Regions from separate parts of the Homo sapiens genome. Here region 2 is linked to region 1. A link is a loop called in an ENCODE intact Hi-C map of the cell type or tissue named here. Cell type or tissue: heart left ventricle. All regions are shown on one strand. Links, peaks and the distances in the headings refer to the core of each region. The heading gives the core; the rest is flanking DNA.

Region 1 (11,527 bases), core at 4,284-8,283:
AATCAACTGAAAATCTGGTAAACATCAGCTTGATGTTGATTATTTCCATGCATAAATGTTCATTAACAACATATAGCACGTTTTTTGCGTGGTGGCAAACTTCATATAAATGGCATCATACTGCATGTATTATCCTACACTTGTTTTCTTTATTGCTTAAAATGTTTTTAAATTTTAATGATTGAAAGCATAGTACTCTAACACATTCATTTTAAAAGCTATAAAGCCATCTTTTCTATAAATACACCAAATTTTAAAACCTGTTCTCCCTATGGAGAAGTGATATATCAATAAGAGATATAATATTGCATTAACATTATTATATGTTTTCTTGTACAAAAGTATGAGAGTTCCTGTGATACACATATGTAGAAATGAGTCAGGGATAGCATTCTCTTCTACTTGACTAGATACTGACACATTTTTCTCAAAAGTGATTTGGACAGTTCCTAAAAATTCCTGTTACTTCACTTATTTGCCAAACTCCTTTTTATTTATCTGATTGGTTTTGAGGCAGGAGGCAGGACTCAACTCTGGATCAGATTGAGGACTAGCTGAAACAGGGAAGAGGCACCTAAAGCACTTCTCCATAAGACACGACCACTAGAGCCATAACAATTTACCATTGCCATGGTGACACCTCAAAATTACCACCCTTTTCCATGGAGACAACCTGGAAATTACCATCCTTTTTCTAGAAATTTCTAAATAGCCTGCCCCTTAAAGTGAGAATAAATATGACTGCCGAACTTCCCCTGAGCCGCTGCTCTCAACACACTGCCTATGGGGCAGCCCTGCCTTGCAGGAGCAGTCACGGCGCTGTAACGCTGGTGCCTCAGTAAAGCTGTTTTCTTCTACCACCAGCTCACTCTTGAATTCTTTCCCCAGCGAAGCCAAAAACCAGCCCAGACTAAGCCCCAGTTTTGGAGCTTATCTACCCTGCATCAGTTTGAATTCGAATATCAATAATTCCTGGTATGATTAGGAAGCTTTCATGTATGTACTCGCCATTTGGGTTACCTATTCTGTGAATTTCTTGTTCATATCCTTAGCTCATTTTTACACTGGGTTTTCAAAAATAATTTATAGAATGTCATTATGTGTTCTGGATAGTAATCCTTAATTTGTTGTTGAGTTGAAAATATCTTTTCCTAATATCTATTTGTATGGCTTATGTTGTTGTTGTTATTTTTAACTTTACTTTTAATGTTTTTGTTTGTAATAATTTGATATTTTAGTACAGCAGAAGTCCTAAATCTTTTCCTATATGTTTTATGCTTTTTGCATGTTACTTAAGGAGGATAGTTTGCACTCACAAAGATATTTCCTATTTTTTTTTCTGAAAGCAGTAGTTTTCTTTAACATCTGAATATTTTATCTGCCCTGAAATTTATATGTATGCACTGGTGTAATGAAAAATATAATTTCATGGAAAAGCAATTGTTCGAGCCCTGTTCATTGAACTAGTAGAGCTAGTTCCTTTATTATTATTCAGAATTCATTCATTATTCTTGGCTGTTTGTTACAGTAATAGTTTTAGAGTCATCTGATAAGATTTTTTCAATTAAAATAGCATTCCATTTATAGATTAGTTGTGGAGATAGGAATTAATATCTTTATAGTATTAGCTTTTCTCATTTAGGATCTTGGTTTATCTTTTTATTCTGGCATTCTTTTGTCTTTCAATAATATTTGTAAGGCTCTCCACAAAGATATTACTGGTCTTTAGTTAAATTTATGTTTAGGTACCTTATAGCATTTGTCATTATTTGAAACAATGTTTAATTTTTAATTATATTGTAATTGAATATTTCATATGAAAGAGAAGCACTATTCAATTTTTGTTTATTGATGTTTTATCCAACAACCTTTCTGAATTCTCCTGTTCAAATAATTTTTCTGTATAGTTTCTTGGTTTGTGTGTGGTTTTTTTCTATAGAAGAGTTATGTTACCTAAAATAAGAACAATTTTCTATTCTTTTCTAATGTGTGCAATTGTTACTTCTTTTTCTTCTCTTACTGCACTAACTAGAACTACCAGTAAAATACTAAAGCATGTTGATGGTGGGTATTCTTGTCTTTTTGCTAACCAAAATGGAATGTTTCTCATGGCTCACAGATAAATGATGTTTGCTCGAGGCTTTTCAAAGTTCATCCTTTGGGTTTGGAAAATTTTCTTCTATTCCTAACTTGCTCTGAGTTTTGTATTTTGTTACTGTTCTAAAATTATGAATGAATGCAGAATCTTATCAATTTAGTTTGCGTCTCTTAAGATAATCACCTACTTTATCTCTGTTTGTCAGCTAATGTGAATTACTTTAGTACATTTTCTGGAGTTAAATTATCCTTAAATCCCTGAAGTAAATCACTTGTTTGTATGTTTTTTAAAAAATTCACCAGTAGAGGATAATTAGATATTATTTTATTTAGGATTTATGCAACTATGCTTGTATGACTAATCTATATTTCCTTCTTTTACTTTTCTTTTAAAAGTTTTGCCAGCGTTATAATTTTTCTTCCTTTTCTGTGCTCTGAAGTAGAGAAGACAAGACATGATACATTTGCTTCTTAAAGCTTTGATGCTGGGACCTGAGTTATTATTATGATCATTTAAACCACCAGTTATTTATTTGTAAATGTTATCACATTTATTGTGATATTTTTTATTTCAATAGCTATATTTTTTGCAACATCTCTATGTTTTTGCATATCTTCCTGTTCCTGTTTCAACTCTGCCTGACTTTGGTTCATGATCTTTTTCTTTTTAATGAATATAATATTTTCCTTGATCTCTTTGAACATTCTAAACATTTTCATCTAAGTCTCTTCCTAACTGCACCATTAAATTAACTCTTGTTCTGGTTGTTGATTTTGTTGATTATTTTGTTTAGCATTAGATTTCTTTTCTTGTTTTGGGTTTTTCTTTTTCCCCTGCAGAATTTGTTCTGTTCTCTCTCTGTTCCTATTTGTCTTTCTCTTTTTCTTCCTGGATTCCCCCTTCCCAGTCTTTAGCAGTGAAGACTGACACCCAGTCAACATCCAGCTCATATTAGAATGCATCCTTTCTCCTGCTCTACCATAATTTGAGAGATATAACAAATCAAATAATCAGATGGTTTGGCTCAGCTCCTTGTTGTGAGGCAGTGTTTTTGTCTGTTGTCTGCCTACGCCCACAGAGTCCTATAAAGCTATGACTTCAGACAGGGACTCAGCAGTAACTTTTTCCAACCTCATTTCAGGAAGTGGTAGGCTTACCTCAGTTCCTAGATTCAAGCTGTACATTTGCCTAAGTATGTCCTCTGTACATTTGGCTAAGTATGTCATCTGTATGTTTGGTACAGGATCCAAGCTGCCATTACCTGATTCCAGAGTTGGAATCTGGCAGAGCTGCATGTTCAGCCCTTATGACACTTTTTGATCCTGTTTTATCTGTGATTCACAGATATGTTTATCCCATTTTGGTGCCTACCTACATCATCTTGGTCATCTTTTTTTAAATTTCATCTGTAGCTTCCAGTTGTTTGAAAGAGAGGATTTTGTTAAAGCATAAATTCACTTACCAATTTTACACAGAATTGCAAAAAATTATTTCTAAAATTCATTTTTCATCTTTCCTAATGCTTGGTAAGAGCTATGCACACTATGGACCCTTATGAGTTCCTATGAGATGAATGGATGAATAAATGAGTGATGAAGGAAGGAATGAAATAACATGAATAATTAGAAGAGGAGAAAGACTATAAAATGCTTAATCAAATAAGCTTAAATGAGTAGAATAATTAATAATCACATAATTCAATGTTCCCAAAAGGTATACGCTTGTGACAATGTCCTATCAGGACTACAGTCTTATTTCTCTGTGATTCTCTTAACTCAGCCTTTCTCTGACCTGGAGCTGCAGGCTACCTACTAGCAGCAACTAAGACAATCTGCTTCTTCATTCACATTTAGTAAGAGAAAGAGAGAATGGCTTCCCACAACTCTCTCAAGATAGAGAAACAGCCTTACAAGCCTCCCATAACCCTCTAGCTGGGTTTTATTTGATAAAACCACATTACACATTCTCTCTCAAACAAAGGACTTGCAAGGGAGATGGAATTATTCTTATACCAGTCTGGCCCATCCTTTAATTAGAGGTCACTTCTCTAACCACATTGCTGCCTTTTACTGAGACAGAAGGTATGGAATGTATGCTGGAGAGTCAAACACAATATTCACTCCAGCAGTTAACCGACTTACCTTTTTTAATGCCAATATGTAAGTTATTGGATTGAATATGGAAAAAATGGTAGGTATAAGTTAGATGTTATTATCCAGACTATGTTAAGGAAATTTTTTAAAGTTTGGTCTATTCATGAAGTGATAATTGTGATGAGGGAGAATATTGCTTAAAATCATTCAAAATATTGTGTTCACTTGATGTATTTTTATTTTTGAAAAAAGCTCCTTTTCAAAGTTCTTAAGCAATCCTAAATAATCGTGTGAAGCAGACATTGTTACTACTATTCTCATTTTACAAACGAACACTGAACTTATCAAACAGTAGATGCCAAACATTTGAGGAAGATGAGTTTATGGAGACTGTGATCAAATGACATAACTGTTTGTCAAGTATTCACTTTCTTCTTGCACCTTCATGGAGGAATATAAGATTCTGCTACTTTGATGCTTGGCCATGTGACTCGATTTATCTAATGAGATGCTAGCAGACAAGAAATGAACAGATATTTGAAATACACTTGTGCAATTTGGCTTGTTCTTCTGCACTTCCACCATCACATGAAAGTGACATGCCCAAGCTGGCCCACAGGTGCCAGGAAAACAGAAAACACATGGAGCTGAGCTGGACTCACTTGCAGCTTGGTGCCAACATCTGTCGAGCCCAGCCTAAATCCACCAAGTCCCTGCAGTTTGACCAAATTCAGGTGCGTGAACAAGAGGAAATGATTGTTCTCTTAAGCTGCTAAGTTTTGGGGTGGTTCGTTAGGCAGTATTACTGGGGTAATAGCTAAGTGATGCAGAGAGGAAGAGAAAATGGAAAGCCAACAGGTCATTTTTAAAAAGAAGTAAATAAGCACAAGTAAATATTTTGATTGCTCAATATCACTCCGAAAATGGGAGAGCCAAATTCAAATCAAATTCCTCTGCCTCCACATGTTTTGGCTTTTCTAAGACATGGATTGGCTCTCTACAGTAGTAGCAATGTTGCAAGCAGTTTCACTATTTGTCTGTGGCACTGTAATTTCAGTGAGTAATTCTCTCACTCATATTATCACATGGATTGTTATTATTTACTCCATTATACTGGTTTTTATCAATGAGGAGATATAGTTATTAAATATGAGAAAAATGGCTAATAACTAACCACCATTTTAAAAACTTCTTTTGTGCCATAACACATCCACCACATTTATATAGAGCTGCTCTGTTCAATATGGCAGTAGTAATCAAATGTGACCATTTTAATTTAAATAAAATTAAAATTAAAATTCAGCTCCCCATTCACAGTAGCCACGTCTCAAGGATATAGCAGCTATATATTGCTAGTGGCTACCATATTGGACAGCACCAATATAGAATATTTCCATCATTACAGAAAGTTCTTTTGGACAGCACTGTTATAGAGAATATGCAAAAAGTAACACCCTCTTTTCAATTATGTCTAGTTGACTCATTTATAGAGCTTTGGGATACTTTCGACATGCTGTGCTTTACCGGGAATCCCTTGCTAAATAAATCTCTCTTGAATTAGGACATGGGGAGCCATACAATTCTGTCAGCAAAGCTGGCTGGTGACGTTAAAGAAAATGTGTAAAGGTAGTCCTGACCTCTGGCCCCCGATTCAGCTGGAGCTTACAGGATAAAAGAGCTTCTGTCTCCATCTGAAAGCATCTGGAGCATGCTCAGCAGTCATGCAGCTGTGCTTACCTCCAACTTGCTGCCAAGCTCAGAAGGGAACAAAATCAATTAAAGGGATAGATCACAGTGTTTACCAAGGAGGAAAACCCCCACATCTGGAACAGTGAGAAGAGTGGGCTGGTGATGAAAAAACACTGGGCATTGAGAAAATTACAAGTCTTGGTCCAGATCAGCCTCTATCTAGAGAAGTCATTTTCACTCTTTGAATTTTGTATTCCTGTCTGTAAGATAAGCTGAGCACATTTCCATACTGCCAAATGCCATCCGGCAGAATTTCCAGGCTTATCAAGCTATGATAATCCCCACCCTTCCCTTCAATGTCATCAGAGAGCTCTGTTCCATCTACAGGCTAACAGACAATGTTCAATTGCCCTTTGTAGAAATCTGACATTAGACATGTGCTAGAATGCCTCCTTCGGGAATAGTAAAAAATAAGTGAGCTTCTATGTAAAAGCACTTGGGGGTCTTGCATCTTGAGAAGGAGCTACCCATCTCACAATGCAGATTCTCAGCCTCAGAAAAAGGCTAAACATTTAAAGATTGAGTATTTAAAACATTATAGTTGCACTAGCAACTTTTTAAATGCTTGAAATACAAAAATGAATACATGCCTGGTGTGAGCAGTGTTTTACAATTTCTCTTCCAAATGAAAGAGACCCCCTGTTTCTTTTCATTTGGTGGCTTGGTTTATACTTTCATTTTTACAGTCCAGACAACCAGCAAAGTAAAATTCAAGCCTACTTTTGTTCTTTACAAAAGGAGCTTGTTTTAAAATAAAAAGGTTAATAAAAAAATGAATAAAAGAGCTTCTTTGACCTTTTCTGAAAGGTAGATTATTACCATGGAGAATGAAGTAATCACTTATTCCATAAGTATTTTATTCCACCTGAGTTTCCAAACTTAAATAAAACTACCAGCACTAAAGGTCTTATTATACTTACCAATATAGAGACCATTCAATTCCAAACTGTCCTAAATTCTAAAAAAGAATTTAGAAGTTAAAAAAATCAAACTTATTCCCCCTCGTTACTCAAAATATTTTATTTAAGAAAACAATAACACAGATAAGTCACTAAAATCTACCTGATGATTCAAATCTGATGAGTCAATGCTTCATCAATTATAAGCACATGATTAACTGATAATTGTTGATTAGCATTTTCTGAAATTATTTATTTATTTATCCTAGGAATACAATTCTCATTAAGGTATATTATATACCCAAAAGGTGTGGTTGAATTCATCACAAGGCAATTAACTACTGTGTAGAAAGCAATATAAGAAGACACTACTAGCTCAAAGAGATATACATAAACATAATGATGTCATGGTTCCTGTTTTCTAGAAGTAGTGATTTGGTAGGGTTGAAAATACAAGCTACTCACCATAGGTCTAGGTACAGTGAAATAGAGGTATATACAAAAATCCAAATGAAATGCAATACATTCTGACCACTTGGATCACAGAAGACTTGGCAGAGAATGGAGCACTAAAGTCAAACCTAAAACAACAGGGGTCCCTAATCCCCGGGCCATGGACAGTACCTGTCTGTGGCCCGTTAGGAACCAGGCTGCATAGCAGGAGGTGAGTGGCGGGCAAGTGAGCATTACTGCCTGAGCTCTGCCTCCAGTCAGATCAGTGGTGACATTAGATTATCATAGAAGCATTATTGTGAACTGTGCATGTGAGGAATGTAGGTTGTGCACTCCTTATGACAGTCTAATGCCTAATGATCTGAGATGGAACAGTTTCATCCTGAAACCATCCCCACCCAGCAGGTCCATGGAAAAATTGTCTTTCATGAAACCAGTCCCTGATGCCAAAATGATTGGAGACCACTGCTTTAAAGGATAGGCGGAAAGTGAGGAAGAGTGTTCCAGTCTACAAGAAGGAAGTATAATTGCATTTTCATGGAGGTGAAGTTAGCCAAGAGAATGAGCATAAGCCATGTGGTGGAGACCAGAGGAGATGAAGCCAGAAGGGAACATTGAAAGCAGATGATTGAGAGCACTGAATGACACCTTAAGGGATTTGAATTTTACTTGTAGATCAGAAGTTTACTTTGTGAGTAGTCAATCCCCCACCTAGAGATTTCTAAGCAGGGGATTGACATATTCTTATCAGCATATTAGGAAGTTCATCCTGACAGCCCATGACAGCTGGAATCAAAGAGACCTTTTGGGAAAATGTTTTGTGGTCCAGAGATGGTCCAGGCATGATGTGGGGCAGGATGCGCAGGAGACAGATATGTACATTTCAGATACACAACCATGGAAATGGCTTTGAGACAGAAGGCAAAGCTACATTTGTAGCCTTGATGAATGAGAGGAAGATGACCTTCTAAAGCAAATCAATTTTGCCTCTGTTATGCCTTTGTTTCAAATGTTATTTATTTATGGATGGGCTAAGATCCCCTAAAGATACAGTGTTAACATATGTATCTATATTAACATATTTATATGTCATGCTCTGTTATTTATCTATCACTTGATCCTAGTAGAAAGCATAAATCCAAAAGTAGGTAAGTCTTCAATAGCAGATACTCATTCATGCATTTATGTGATCAACAAACCTTAGGTGAGCACCTCATTAGGAAATAGGTTGTGAATAACATACACATAAACAGCTGTTGCAAAAACCCCAATTTTTTTATGTTCAGGAGGAAAAAAATGCTTCTGTAAGAAGGATCAAGAAAACATCTTTGGAGGTGCTTATAATTAAAGTAGGCCTGGGAGAATGGGAAGGATTTAGATAGAGATGGGTTGAGAGAAAAAGGAAGAGGGTAGGTAAATTAGATGTGCCTGACAAAGGGCAGGGAGTCTAGGTTTGCTGTAGGATTCATAAAGAGAATTAGTGAAAGCTGAGGTATGAAGAGTAAGCTGGGAACTGATTTTGGAACACCTTGAAAATTAGGACTTTAGAAGACAACAGTCACTGCTGAGGATTTTAACCAGGGGCTTGACTTGCCTAAAATATTATTCAAAAACAATACTGGAGTCAAATTTTTACATATTCTAGAAAGCTAATCTTCACTTATTTTATGTTTTAAGCCTATCATAAAACACAAGGAAAATTTTCTCTCTCTAATTTGAGTAATAATTAGCATATGGAGAATGAAAGTGTTTGGGGTGTCATCAATTCTAGGTTCATCTCTGCCATAGAAACATCATCATGCTGTTAGGAATAAAGGGCAAATGAAAATATATTACCAAGAAATTAACTACAGTTTTCAATGCTTCTGTGAAATGGCCAAATTTTATTTAACAAAGGAAATGTTCATAGTTCTTACTGTTAATTTGTTTTCATTCATCCAGAACATTTAAATTCTTTCTTTTTTCTTTTTAAAAATTGTTTTATTTTTAACGTTTGTGGGTACATAGTAGTTGTCTATATTTATGAAGTACATGAGATGTTTTGATACCAGAAAGCAATATGAAATAAGCATATCATGGAGAATGGGGTATCCATCCCCTTAGCCATTTATCCTTTCAGTTACAAACAATCCAATTACACTCTTTAAGTTTTTTTAAATGTACAATTCAGTTATTATTGACTATAGTCACCCTATTGTGCTATCATATAGTAGGTCTTACTCATTCTAGCTAATTTTTTGTATCCATTAACCATCTCCACCTTCCTCCCAGCCCCCCACTATCCTTCGCAGCCTCTGGTAACCATGCTTCTACTCTCTCCATCCTTTAAACTCTTCCTTAATTCAAAAGAAGTAAATAAAAATATCTGGTCTGAAAGCCAAGTCCTACAATTTCATAACTGATCGTGCCTAAAAATTGTTATGGCTGAGCAATAAATCCCTGAAAAGTGATGCTTATATTCATAATGGAAATGTCACCAGAGCCTTAAATATAGCAGCTCAACTTATCTTTACTACAGTGCAGCAAACTCAAATTTGTAATTGATTTTGACTTGTACCTGCTACCATGTGTGTTGAGTTTGGGAGTGCTGGACAGCATTTTTTAAAAATTTGAAATCTTAATTTTAGTCTAATGAAATTAATCTGTAAATCAATTCTCTCCACTTATATTTTTACATACCTATCTTTCTCTTCTAAGAGCAGACGAATTTATTCTTGGACTATTTTATTGGCAAATAATGAATTTCAGTAGTTGTTAAAATAGTTCTTAGAACTCTTTCATCTTCCATCTGCTCTTAAATGGAGAGAGGTTAAAAATGGAGAAATCTGGTCTGGCGCAGCAGTAGCTCACGCCTGTAATCCCAGCACTTTGGGAGGCCGAGGCAGGCGGGTCACCTGAGGTCAGGAGTTTAAGACCAGCATGGCCAACATAGTGAAACCCCATCTCAACTAAAAATACCAAAATTATCCAGGCATGGTGGTGGGTGCCTGTAATCCCAGCTATTCGGGAGACTGATGCAGGAAAATCATTTGAACCCAGGAGGCGGAAGTTGCGGTGAGCCAAGATCGCATCATTGCACTCCAGCCTGAGTTTTGACAGGAGCGAAACTCAGTCTCAAAAAATAAAAAAAATAAAAAAAAATAAGAGAGATCTCCAAGTGAAATTTTTCATTTATACAGAACTGAACTTCTGATTAAGAAGGCACTGATCGACATTCTACAGCTGTTATGAAACTACATGACAACATTATTTATCAAAGTGATTTGATGGTAACTGTGGTCTCTGTTATGGTATAGGAGTTAGCAAGCCAAATAGATACACGTACTTAATGACTTTAGCATCCACCACTCAAAATCCAGTTAATTGTTTGTTGTTGGAGCCATGTAAAGCAGCAGTACAAGCTGTCTGTGCAGAATACAATAACTGTATGCAGCAGTATGGATTCAAAGTTTCAAAAATTAATTTACAAATGGGTTTCAGAGATTCCACCAGATGGGAGAGAAACAGAGTTATGTTTAACCCTTGAGCTGGCAGTCTACTTTAGGAACATTGCCAGCTATAAAAAATAATAATCAGAGGCCCATGAACTGCTCTTTTTAAACGGTTACATTAAAACCCAGACACCTGTAGTTTTACTAGTTGCTAAAACGGCTTGTAATTGCACATGCATGAAACAGATGTGTAACCAGAGCTGTATAACTGGTTTCCATTATACAAACACAGGTGAATGAATGGCGGGCAGAAGGGGGAATGGAAAACTGAGATTTGTATCCGCGAAAATCTAACATCGGAGATTCATATGAAACTTTGAAAACATTTTTTGCTAAATATATTGGCCTGTCTCTCAACTGCTTTTAAATCATGGATATTTACATTTCCCAAAATAATCTGCTTAAATTTGGACAAGATAATAATGACTAATCCCCATCCCCTAAGACACGTGTTCTTCACTAGTCTTACTGAAACGGCTGCCAATGCTATGCAGGAAACTTTTTAACCGACTTGAACATTTTAGGGTTTTTTTTTTTTTTTTTTTGAGAGTTTTGTTAGGAAAACAACATAGCTTAAGAGTCATAAAAAATCAATATTCAAGGATGTTTCCAGAACTTTAGTCTTTCAAAAACTATGAACCAAGGAGTCATTTCTAGTGTCCTGGAGTTTGGTTGTTATAAAATTTACAGTATGGTGTGTCAGTTCATTTGGGACTGAGTCACACAGCCCAGGACGCGGTGCAC
Region 2 (11,527 bases), core at 2,895-6,894, 450 kb before region 1:
AAGAACACGGACCATATCCATGATTAGAAACAGGAAGACAGTGACATGTCTGGTGAACTGGCAGAGTGGGAACGGGGAGGGATGAATAACAGATTACATGAACATAGCGTAGAGTCCAGGAGAGAGACTGGCTCCTGTGAGGACACTTGAAGCTGACTGGCTCCATAGGTGGGTCTGAGGATGGGAGGGGAGAAGGGAGGTTTCACTGAGCTCTACCCTTGTTATCCACAGCTCAGCTAAGGTATCTCTCTAACATAACAATACACAAAGGGGTGGGTGGATTGGACCTTTACCTTTGGTCTTAGAAGTAGCTTATGGGGTTGCTGTTGAGCCACAAGGACATGAGCATCTGTCTTTGGGAGGATGGACAGGGCACTGCACCCTAGAGCAGAGCAAGAAACAGTCTGATGCCTCATAGATTTGAGATAGCTCCTGGAGTCTCCCAGAAAAATGCAAGATGGCAGAAGGAACTCACAATAGGGATGGTTTGGCGGAACCAGCAGGGTTTAGTGAGGTAGTAGAAACCATCACTAGTGTAACTCTGACCCCTTATATACCCGCAGATGGATGAAGACTGAGGACTTTTTTGTTTCCGGGCTTTTTGGATGAATTCTGTTTACAGAAGCACCTGTCCCCAGGTACCCCAGCATGGAACCACAGCCAGTATCTCGGGTCTTGGCTCTGTTCTCCCTCCCTGTGGCCCATTTCACTGTCACTGGTGTCCTCATTCTATTCTCTGGCCCTCAGGCCCTCCTGGATGTGGTTACCCATGTGGGAAGGTTATTTTCTAACTGTTGAAAGTCCGCCATCATAGGGATTCTCTTATCTTTTTTTCTTTTTCTTTTTTGAGACAGAGTCTCACACTGTTGCCCAGGCTGGAGTGCAGTGGCATGATCTTGGCTCATTGCGGCCTCCTCCTCCCAGGTTCAAGTGATTCTCCTGCCTCAGCCTCCTTAGTAGCTGGGACTCCAGGCACCCGCCACCACACCTGGCTAATTTTTGTATTTTTAGTGGACATGGGGTTTCACCATGTTGGCCAGGCTGGTCTTGAACTCCTGACCTCAGGTAATCCACCTGCCTCTGCCTCCCAAAGTGCTGGGATTACAGATGTGAGCCACCATGCCCGGCCACCACTGTGCAGATTCTGTCTTCCACATCTGGATCTAGACAGAGGATTTCTCATGGCCTTAGCATCCTCATGACCAGGGCAAATCTCATGCACATATTGTCCTAGAGGGTCCAGAGCATTCGCTCATTTTTTTCCCACTTTCAAACACAGATTCCCATAGAAAGGAGCACCTCAGTACCAGTATCTGATTTGCCTTAATATATCATTTCTCTTGGGTGAACTTCCAATTTAAAGGTGACAGAAGCATGGCTCACCCTCATCTTGTTCATCTCTACAATGAGCATTTCAGGCCAGGAATGACAAATTGGAGAGAGAAGGCTTTTTGATGGGGAGACAGTTTTTATGAGATATTCTAATCCATATTAATGTGTATAGAAATCTCTGGGGATCCTGTTAAAATGAAGATTTTGATTCAGTAGATCTGGAGAGGAAACTGATATTCTTACATTTCTAACAAGCTCCCAGGTGATGACACTGGTCTGTGGACCACACTGTGAATAACAAGGCCTTAAATCACAGATGGCATCTATTTTTTCCACATTCACCTGGGCAAAGTTCTCTCCTCTGAACCTGTGATGTCTCTTCATGATTCAGGCAATGAAATCTCTACCCAAAATTGGGTAGAGATTTATTGGTTTGGCTGTTTGAAAGAAGAAGGGAAGTTTCCTATAAAGAGAAAGGAAGTCTCTCCAAACTGGAATTCAGTTGTATAAACCAAGTTTTGTGAATGATGTTCTTATTTTTCTACAACTGGTATTAATACTGCTTCAAAAATTTTGCAAAGATGGCATGAGAACTGGTGGGTGTGTGTAGGGGGTGGGGGTGGGGGATGGATATTATTGCAGCCAGTAATGCACTGCACAGAAATCATCCCTTTAATCAGAGAAGCTTAAAATCAGGCCAGGGCATGAAGGTGGAGCAGAGTTATGAAAACTGACAGAAGTCAAAAAATAAAGTCATTTGCAAAATCAGAGTGGGGACAATTTCTTCCTCCTCTCCTTTCATTTCTGCATCAAGCTGAGCCTTGATAGTAGAATTTACCACTTTGCTGTGAGCCCAGCAGGCTGCCTCACCTCCATTAGCACAGCCAGGCACTGTTAGAGGCCATGAGTGGGAAGGGGAGTGGAAGTAGTTTGGGGTTTCTTTTCTTCCTTTGTGTTTGTTCCCCAGGGCATCCCCTGGGTGATGCTAGAAGATAACTTCTTGTCATTACTAAGCACTGCTTGTATCCCCTGCAGTCTTCGGTGCAGGAACCCAGCCACTGGTTCAGGGCACTGAGCTAGGCCCAACGGGGTATGCAAAAAAGAGAAAGCGCTGATTCTTATCACCATGGAGTTTATAAGGTAGCTGCGAAGGGAAGAGACACACTCCTAAGATCACTAACCACATCCAACAGGAAATAATAAGTTCCAAATGGGCACTACGCACAGTAAGGATGTGGGCTGATTGGGACATGGGAAACTTTTAAATGAGGTGATCAGAAAGGCTTCATTGAGAAGGTAGTAATTGATTTAGTCCTTGAAGGGAAGGGAGAATTAAATAGTGCCTGGGAGGTCTGAGATGGTAGTGCAGTTTCTAAGAACATCTTCTTGCCCAAATCCTTTCTGAGAATGGCTTAGGGAGAAGAGGAAAGCTGTGTTTTGATTTATTTTGATAATAGAAGATGCCAGTGGCTGGCCCTAATTGTGGCACAAGCACGCTTTTTTAGAAGGTTTCTGTTTCTTGCTGAATTCTACACAGAATCAGGTAAAGACTATGATACAGTTAAATTTCACCTTCATTATTTTCTTAGAAATATGTTTTATGGAGAGATGCTTCAATTGGGCAGTCCAAATTTCTCTCTGTACTTCAAAAAGCCCCTTAGCACCTGATTTCAGCTTGAAAAATAGTCATTTATATTTCGAACCCCAAGCATTCAATTTTAACCATTGGTAGAAATTGATTAATAATGGCAAAGCTAGAAAAACTCCATAATAATCTTTAAAGAAAACAAAACACTACAGTCATTTTTTATTTTAAACTTTAAGCTTCACATTTCAAAGTTTTATCAAACTATCCCCCCTCCCCATAATTTAAAGCATTGTTTTCCAAGGGAAATTTAATAATAAGAGCTGCCATGTGTTTCTGCTTAATTTTGGAAGCCTGTGTTATGCAGTCAAAGATTCTCATTTGAAAATAATTCCTGTCCTTGTTCTTAAAGTACCAGGGAATAAGATTTAAAAAATATGTTGCAGCTCTCAAGTTTATGTTTTGCCTAAAGCCAGGCCGCAATGGGAGATCAAAGTTTAGAGTGCGGTTCTAAAGTTAGAACTACTGCCTTGCAACGTGCTCACAAATGGGGAGCAGGGCCCGGCAGCTGCCTGCCCAGGTCCTCCAGTAATTAGCTCTGGTGCAGGCGGAGGCCCCTGCCCCTCCCCTGGGTAGGTCCTAGGCCTCAGGGCCTCTGTCGCCTGGGAAGCAATCCCTACAAAGACAAGGCAGGCGTGGTATTTTTAGACCACATGTGTGCACTGTACAGGCCTCCTGTGTTCCACAATTTGCGTTTGAGAGGAGTGGGAATCGAACACACTGCTGTGTTTGCTGTCTGCTGGGCCTGTTGTTAGTGGGGGCTATTTGTCAACATGACAGACTCATCTAATAATGTTTGAGGATGGGCAAACTGGGGCATGTTTGTTAGTCTCAAGTTGTCTCTTGTCTCTCTTTAAAAAGGAATGTGTGTGTGTGTTTGTGTGTGTGTGTGTGTGTGTGTGTGTGTATTTTTTTTCTTAAGCCCCAAAGCCCTCCTCCCTTATCAAATCCCTAACATGGCTATTTCACACCTCAGTAGAACTGATTGTAGACTGTCATTTCTTTTTTTAAAATTTATATTTTTGCAGAGATGGGGTCTCGCTATGTTGCCCAGGCTGGCCTCAAACTCCTGGCCTCAAGCGAGCCTCCGCTTTGGCCTCCCAAAATGCTAGGATTACAGGAGTGAGCCCCCGCTGCTTACTGTCATTGCAGCGGCACAGCTCATGAAGGTTGTCTTCATCTCTCTATTTTCACCCTCCTGGAAGTTCTGCTTGCCTATGGTCAGCCGGGCTGAAGGACTCAATTGTAAATTCAAATGTTAGAGTTCAGAAGTCATAGATGTCTAAGTAAGTGGATCTTTATGGAAAAGGTTCCCAGCCCTGCACCACCAAAAATGAACTTGACCCACAACTACACTTTGGCCTAGCCTGAAAATAACACTGAACTTTGGAAAGTTGGCAAATGATGACGGGAAGCCCGAGCCTTTTCCCCTTGGGTGTGATCTGATGGAATCCCACTGACAGCCACGTGCTACAGTGCGTTCCCCGAACTAGTGCCATCGAGGCTTCCTGTTGACTGCTGGTCCCCTGGCAGCTGTTCAAGGAGAAGCATCTGAAACAGCTGTCTATTTTCAGCCTGCCATCTCTTCTCAATTTCAGATAGAGGGTTTTTACACAGAGCCCTGATTTTACAGTGGCTTCTAACTTTGCAGTCCTTGATACACTTTCTTCTGCAGTCGATAACAGGAAAAACAGGTGAACTGCTAAGTTTCGCTCAAGCTGTCCACTTAGCTATTTTTACCCTTGGTAAGCTGAATCAGCTCTCTGTATTCCTTTCCTAGAAGAGAGAAGATCAGTTCCTTTTGAACAAGAGGCAATAGGAGATGCATTCTCCATAGACGTTTTACCACTTCACCCTTGAAGCTTTTGTGCAGTGATTCAGGAGAAACAGACTCCTTTCTGAAAGTGTTCAGAGTTGCAGAACCCCACAGGACAGTCCCACATCTCTCCAGCGGAAATAACCCTGTTAGCCAAAGCCTCTCTCCTGGTGCTGGAAGCCAGGCCTAAACTCCAGTCCCAGATGAGAAATGGCACATTATTTTAATTCCTCTCTGCCTCTTCAAATGCCAGCCCTAAAAGCTGCTCTAGGTAGAGTCCTTTGAGTTGATGGTGAAAAGGGTTAAGATATTCAGGGCTGTTGGTATGGGTTGAATGTATTTTGCATGTGAGGACATGAATTTGGGGGTAGTCAGAGGCCTGAGTGTTATGGGCTGAAGCGTGCTCCTTTCAAATTCATATGTTGAAGTCCAAACTCCCAGCACCTCGGAATATGGCTGTATTTGGAGATAGGGTCTTTAAAGAGGTAATTAAGTTAGAAAAAGATCAGCAGGGTAGGCTGTAATCCAGTATAACTGGTGCCCTTATAAGGAGAGAAGATTAGGATGCAGATGCACACAAACAGAAGACCAGTTGAAGACACAGGGAGAAGACAACCCTCTACAAGCCAAGGAGAGAGGTCTCAGAAGATCCTATCCCTACTGACACCTTAATTTCAGACTTCCAGCCTCCAGAACAATGAGAAAATAAATGTCTGTGTTTAAGCCACTCAGTCTTTGGCACTTTGTTATGGCAGCTCTTGCAGGCTAACACAGATTGTGGTTTGGTACGAGTGTGGTACAAAGCCACATCAGAGAGAGCTATTAGATATCCTCACTCTAAAATATACCTGGATGGGTGTTGGTAGAAGACTGGGACTAGAACCTATTTCATTTGTTATATTTTGTAAACCTACTTGTTTTGGGGAGTCATTTAAAAAAAAAGGAAAAGAGATTGTTGCACCCTAAGGACATGAACTTGTGCAGTTTTTATTGTGGGGGGAAAAAACATGACACTACCAAACTGGCAATTTCTCACAATACCAGGTGCATTACAGATTGGTGTGTGGGCTTTTGTGAATTGGTTGCATATAAATGAGGAACATTTAAATAAAAAGGAGATCTAGAAACTTTCACTAGTTTTGGGCTTTTATTTATAGCTACTTATGCACAAAGCTTATTTCCCTTCCCATGTAAGTTTTGAGTCATGGCAGTCTAACGGGCTTTTGTGTAAGGTGCTATTGATTTCAGTGTGTAGACAGGGCACCACAAGCCCTCCTGTATGTGAGAAACTGAGAGAAAGGGGAGGAGAAGATGGGAAATGCTGAAGAGAAACCTGGTTTGGGAGAGAGTGTGATTCAGTGGAAAGGGATCGGACTGAGAATTAGAAGCCTGCGCTTAATCCCAGTCTAAGTGAGAAGCATCAAGGTGATATGCCCACATTATTTCATTTTCTTGGACTATGATGTCCTCAGCTTCAAAATGGAGGGCTGGTAGAAGAATATCAAGGTCACTTCTCACTCTGGTTCTGGAGTTCAGAAGGATGGGATTGGGAGGGGGCATGACTTTTGGAGTGGGAGCGCAGGGCCCTGACCTCCCATTCTGCCAAGGACATTGCCCTCACTTTCAACAGTCTCAGGGGTCATCTCCCCCAGGCACTTTCCAGCCTGATGCCACCGCAGTCCCTCTGCCCACAGCACCCTGCTGGGCCTCCTCTCCTCCTTTCCCTTCTCCACTCTGCTCAGATGTTTGGGGCTCAGTGTCATCTGTTTAGCTCTGGGAGCTACTCACAAGGGGAAGTTTTTCACCCTACAGTTTGGTTTGGGGTCTTATCCTCTCCCATTCCAGGAAGATCTGACGGAGAGTCACCATCTTGCATTGACTCACTTCTCTCCCAAGTCAAGCTGCTGGAGTGTGTAAAGGAAATAATGTCCATAGCCCTGTGAGCATATAGCAAGCACTCACATGTTAGCTGTAAATGGGGACATCTACAAGGCTTCTGCACTGATGATCTGCTCCATGTGTTGGTACTTAGTAGGTGTGGCCTCATTGGTGCCAAGGCAGATGTGTTGTCTTAGCTCCACAACCAGATGGCAAAATCCAGGGTAGGCTTGTGTCAGTCTTGATGTTCTGTGTCCAGGCCAAGTTATTATTTTGCATTGCACAAAGTAGGTCCTCAAAAATTATTGTTGATTGATTAGTTATTGTTTGAAATCTTCACCAAGAGGCTGTGCCTTCAGTGACTCTGGTTACAGGGACTCTTTTAAGATTAAGGCAATATTATTCATTCTTGGTATTGATTGAAATTGCTCTCTGAGGCTTTTGATCACCTTCCTTTGCCACAGGGAAATTTTGAGTTTACTCATAAGAGGTTCACACATATTAATGGGACATTCATGTATTTTTAAATAGATGTGACAACATTTAGCTTGCATCTGAAATCAGATGCTGGGTGTTAATTGTAGATAAAATTGGCCTTTATCAAAACAGCCCCATTGCTAATGATGTTAGCAAGAAAACTGGGCTCCTTGGTGTAGCAAATTGGTCCTATTCTGATTTTTACTGGGAAGCAAATATTTTCTAGGAAAAAAAGACCCAAATAAATGGAATTATAGGAACCCAATTAAGTTCATATCTTTCCAAAGGGTCATAGGGAATAAGCCCAAAAAAGAAAGTGCTGTTCAATGGAAATTTACAAAACACATGAGTTTGAGGGAAGTTTGGGAAGATTCATGTTCAATTAAGTTTCTCATAATTCCTGGAGCCCACTTATAGAGAAGACTGGTCAGATTCCTGAGCAGATTTGGACCCAGGCTCCTGGCTTTACAGCTAAGGGAAATGAGGATGTTTAGCAGGGGGAAGAGAAAATTCTGGGTTACAAGGTAGCAGTCTTAAAATATCTGAGGGATTGGCTTGTGAAAGAGGAAATGTATTTGTTCAGGAAGGCACCAGCAGGCAGAACTACAACCTATGGGTAAAGGAGGCAGGAAGAAAAATTTTGTCCCAGTGTTTGGAAGAGTTTTCTGGCAATGAGCTCTGAATGTTCTGAAGCAAAGATGGAGTAATTGGACAGGATTAATGTTGAGGTCTATGGTTCTTTACATGTGGGTCCATAATTCTAAAGAATAGATTTAATTTGAACACAACTCAAAATCACAGGATTCTGAGATGAATTGAAATAAAACAAAACCATGACTGTAAACTGGGCAGATGGTAATTATTTTTCTGGTTCTCCATTAGTTCCTGGGCTTTAAAAATGTCTGAGAATTAATCAGATCCCCAAAGGAAAGGTGAGTCTGTGTGAGGAACCCAGATTTACATGTAGAAGACCACAGGCAGAGAGTAGCTGCAGTGAATCCCTACACTGCTGGTGAGGGGTTAGACACTTTGTCTAACTAGAAACTTAAGCGTTCTTAGTTTAAAGCAGCCAGTATTCTTGTTCCGGGTCTATCACTTACTATCTGGGGACACCAACAAGAAAAATGAAACCTCTCTGGCCCTCGCTTTCCAGCTGCAGTATCAGGATGTGTTTAGCTGCAAGTAGCAAGAACTCTCACTCAAAGTATTGGAAACATTAAGGCAATTCATTGTTTGACACAACAAGAAGCAATGAGACAGAGTATTAATTCTAGAGCTCCATGATATCATGGGCGATCCTTTCCATCTTTCTGTTTATCTTTCTGTTTGGTATCCTCAGTGAGGTGACACACTTATAGACACACATATTGGGGGGGCAGGAGGCAATTATCTGAGGAACAGCACCCAAAAGAGAGCTTCGGCTTGAGAGATGCAGTAATCATCTCTATTCTCTATGTGATATTGGCTGCAGTGAGCTATACTTTGTAGTCTGGGGAGAGTCATTTAACCTCTTTTGTTCCATCTGTGAAATGGGCACAATAGGAACAGGGACCACTAGAGGGGCCGCAGTGAAGGTTAACCAGCTGGCAAGCGTATGACCTTGTAGCATAAAAATGACTATTTGCATAGTATAAGAGAACAAGGAAGAAAATCTCTCCTGTTAGAACATTCACACAGTAGTAGCTAGTGAAATTAAACTCTTTGTCCTAGTAATGAAAAAAAATAAACAAACAAACAAAGAGCAACTACAACAAAAACCCAGAATGGCCGGGCCAGGGATACAGATTTCCTCCTGTTTGTATGTGTACTGTACTGTTGGTATTTTTCTAAGACTCTTTTTTCTTGGGAAAATATCAATGATTGGTCCCTTAAATATTTAACAAAAAATAAAGTAAATGCAAGAAAGGTGGGTGGTGGGTATAGTCTTTGTTATGAAACAGTTCCCTCAAAACGCCAGCTAGAATGAAATCACTTGAATCTACCTAGCTAGTCTCAGTTCATTCATAAAACACTACACTTTGTCTAACCAGAAACTTAAGTGTTCTCAGTTTAGAGCAGCCAGTCTTCTAGTTCCAGGTCTATCACTCACTATCTGGGGGAACCAACAAGAAGAGTGAAACCTCTTTGGCCCTCGCTTTCCAGCTGCAGTATCAGGATGTGTTTAGCTGCAAGTAACAAGAACTCTGCCTCAAGGAAATGGAAACACTAAGGCAGTTCATTGTTTGACACAATAAGAAGCAATGAGACAGAGTATTAATTCTAGAGCTCCATGATATCATCAGCAATCCTTTACATCTTTCTGTTTGGTATCTCCAGTGAGGTGACCATGTGCTCAGGCTCACCTCATGCCTGCAGAATGACTGCAGCAGCACCAACCCTCATATCTTATTATTCCTTCTTCTAAGCAAATAAGCCTTTCCCCTAGCCCCCTAGAAGAACTTCCCTCTTATCGGACTGGCCAGACAGATGCCATCTGTAAGCTAATCACTAGCAAAGAGAATAGAACAGAGATGATTGGCTTTGAACAGACATCAACTTCAGCAAACTTTCTTAAAGGGCCAGCTGGTAAATAGTTTAGGTTTTGCTGGCCATGAGACAAAATTGAGGACATTAATATGGGTGCTTATGTAACCATTTAAAATATAACCATTTTAAAATGTAAAGACCATTCTGGTGTCCGTGTTTTCCAGAGAACCAAAGCCAATGTGTCTATATATAGAGAGAGACTTTAAAAATTAGCTCATGCAGTTGTGGAGGGCTGGCATGTCCAAAATCTGCAGGGTGGATTGGCGGGCTGGAGACCCAGGGAAGAAGTCATGTTGCAGTCCAATTCCAAAGGCTGTCTACTGATGGATTTCCCTCTTGCTCAGGGGAGGGGAGTCTTTTGTTCTATTTGGGCCTTCAACTGATTGCATAAGCCTCCCCTGTATTACGGAGGATAATCTGCTTTATTCAAAGTCCACTAATTTAAATATTAATCTCATCCAAAAACACCTGCACCGAAACCTCCAGAAAAATGTTTGACCAAATATCTGAGCACCATGGCCCAGGCAAGTTGACACATAAAATGAACCATCACACATTCCTAGCTCCAGGCCATGCAAAAACAGGTGACACAGCAGAAGATTTGGCCTTGGGCTGTACTTGGACAATCTCTGGCTTAGATTTACCCCCGAGGTAGGAATAGGGTCATTTCTCTTGAGAATGGGCATCTGAACAAAACTAGGGTCAGTTAGCAAGGAACGAGGATGATGGGTAGAAAAATAACCCTCCTCTGCCAGCCCTACCTATTCAACACAGGTTTTTGAGATAATAAATATAGAAATCCCTTGAAGAACTTTGTACAACTGCAATAGAATGTAAGGCAGAAATCCTGATTCAGCACCTCCCCACATTTTTTTTAAATGAGTGATTCACTATTTCTATTTGTCAGCACATGCTTTATCTTATTCTTCCTTTTCCATGCAGGAGACACTTGCTATCCAATTCCCTAGGCATGAGGAAAAGGCAACCTGTTACTAATTATTGAGAGAATGAGAGAGGCTATAGTGATCAACGCTTCTGCTGTGGGTGACAAGTACACCAAAGGGCATAGGCAGATGCACTCCAGTCAAGAGGAGAGTTTAAAGAACAAGGCAGTCTGAGTTTTGGTAGAGGTGAGCTAGCTTGGGCTGTTTCCTAGCAAGTGAGGTGAGGAGAGTGTGAGTTGCCCTCCACACAGGTGTATGTCCTGATTTGCTAATTCTCCTGGCCAGTCCTATAGGGCTCTTTTTCAATTCAGGTAAAATGACAGGTACTCTAGTGAGGCACTGTGCTTAGGCAGTAGGGAGGTAGATTTGGGGAAAGTAAAATGCCTGCCCTCCTAAAGAGCATAGTCTAGAGGCAGAGGCAGATACAAAGAGATTACCATGTGCTCCTCAACTGTTAGGGCAGGGGGCACCATCACCTTAATGCACATTTGGCAATGTGTGAGGGGATGCTTTGGGTTTCCACAGTAACTGGCATTCCCTAGCCACCTAGTATTTGTGCCTGGTTGCTGCTGTGTCAAATGTCCCACAGTGCAAGGGACAGTCACATACAACAAAGAATTGTCCCACTGAAAACACCAGTAGTTTCCATGGAGAAGAACTAAGGGACGATGAACTGTCAGTCAAGGGATGCAGAAGGTATACCATCAGCCACCTTCCTCCAATATGAGGGCTGCTGACATTGACGTGGCAAGAAAGCTGGAATCTGCCAGGCTGCCTTGTTTGGGATGAGCTCATGTTTCTGCTGAAATTCAGGAAAGGACTAGGAATAGCTTTGGTGGGAACAGGGCCTCTGCTTATGGTTTTGTAGATTATGAATTGCACAACTCCAGGGGGAGCCACTCGTGTTTC

What was found. Peaks named below come from ENCODE experiments on the same cell type or tissue, not always from the same donor. Only the 100,000 strongest peaks of a DNase experiment are listed, where the experiment ranks them.
Region 2: a loop joins it to region 1, with 2.7 times the contacts of the local background. A loop is called at or near these places in 1 of 110 quality-filtered maps.

What each region holds. Positions count from the first base shown.
Region 1 is chr18:55,870,097-55,881,623 of GRCh38, reverse strand. No RefSeq gene overlaps it. Among named protein-coding and RNA genes, the nearest start is that of LINC01416, 44 kb to the left of the region's middle. In heart left ventricle, for the core only: no CTCF peak of the experiment used is centred there; no DNase peak of the experiment used is centred there; H3K27ac peaks cover 1,338 bases.
Region 2 is chr18:56,314,632-56,326,158 of GRCh38, reverse strand. No RefSeq gene overlaps it. Among named protein-coding and RNA genes, the nearest start is that of LINC03069, 130 kb to the right of the region's middle. In heart left ventricle, for the core only: no CTCF peak of the experiment used is centred there; a DNase peak (open chromatin) is centred at 4,438.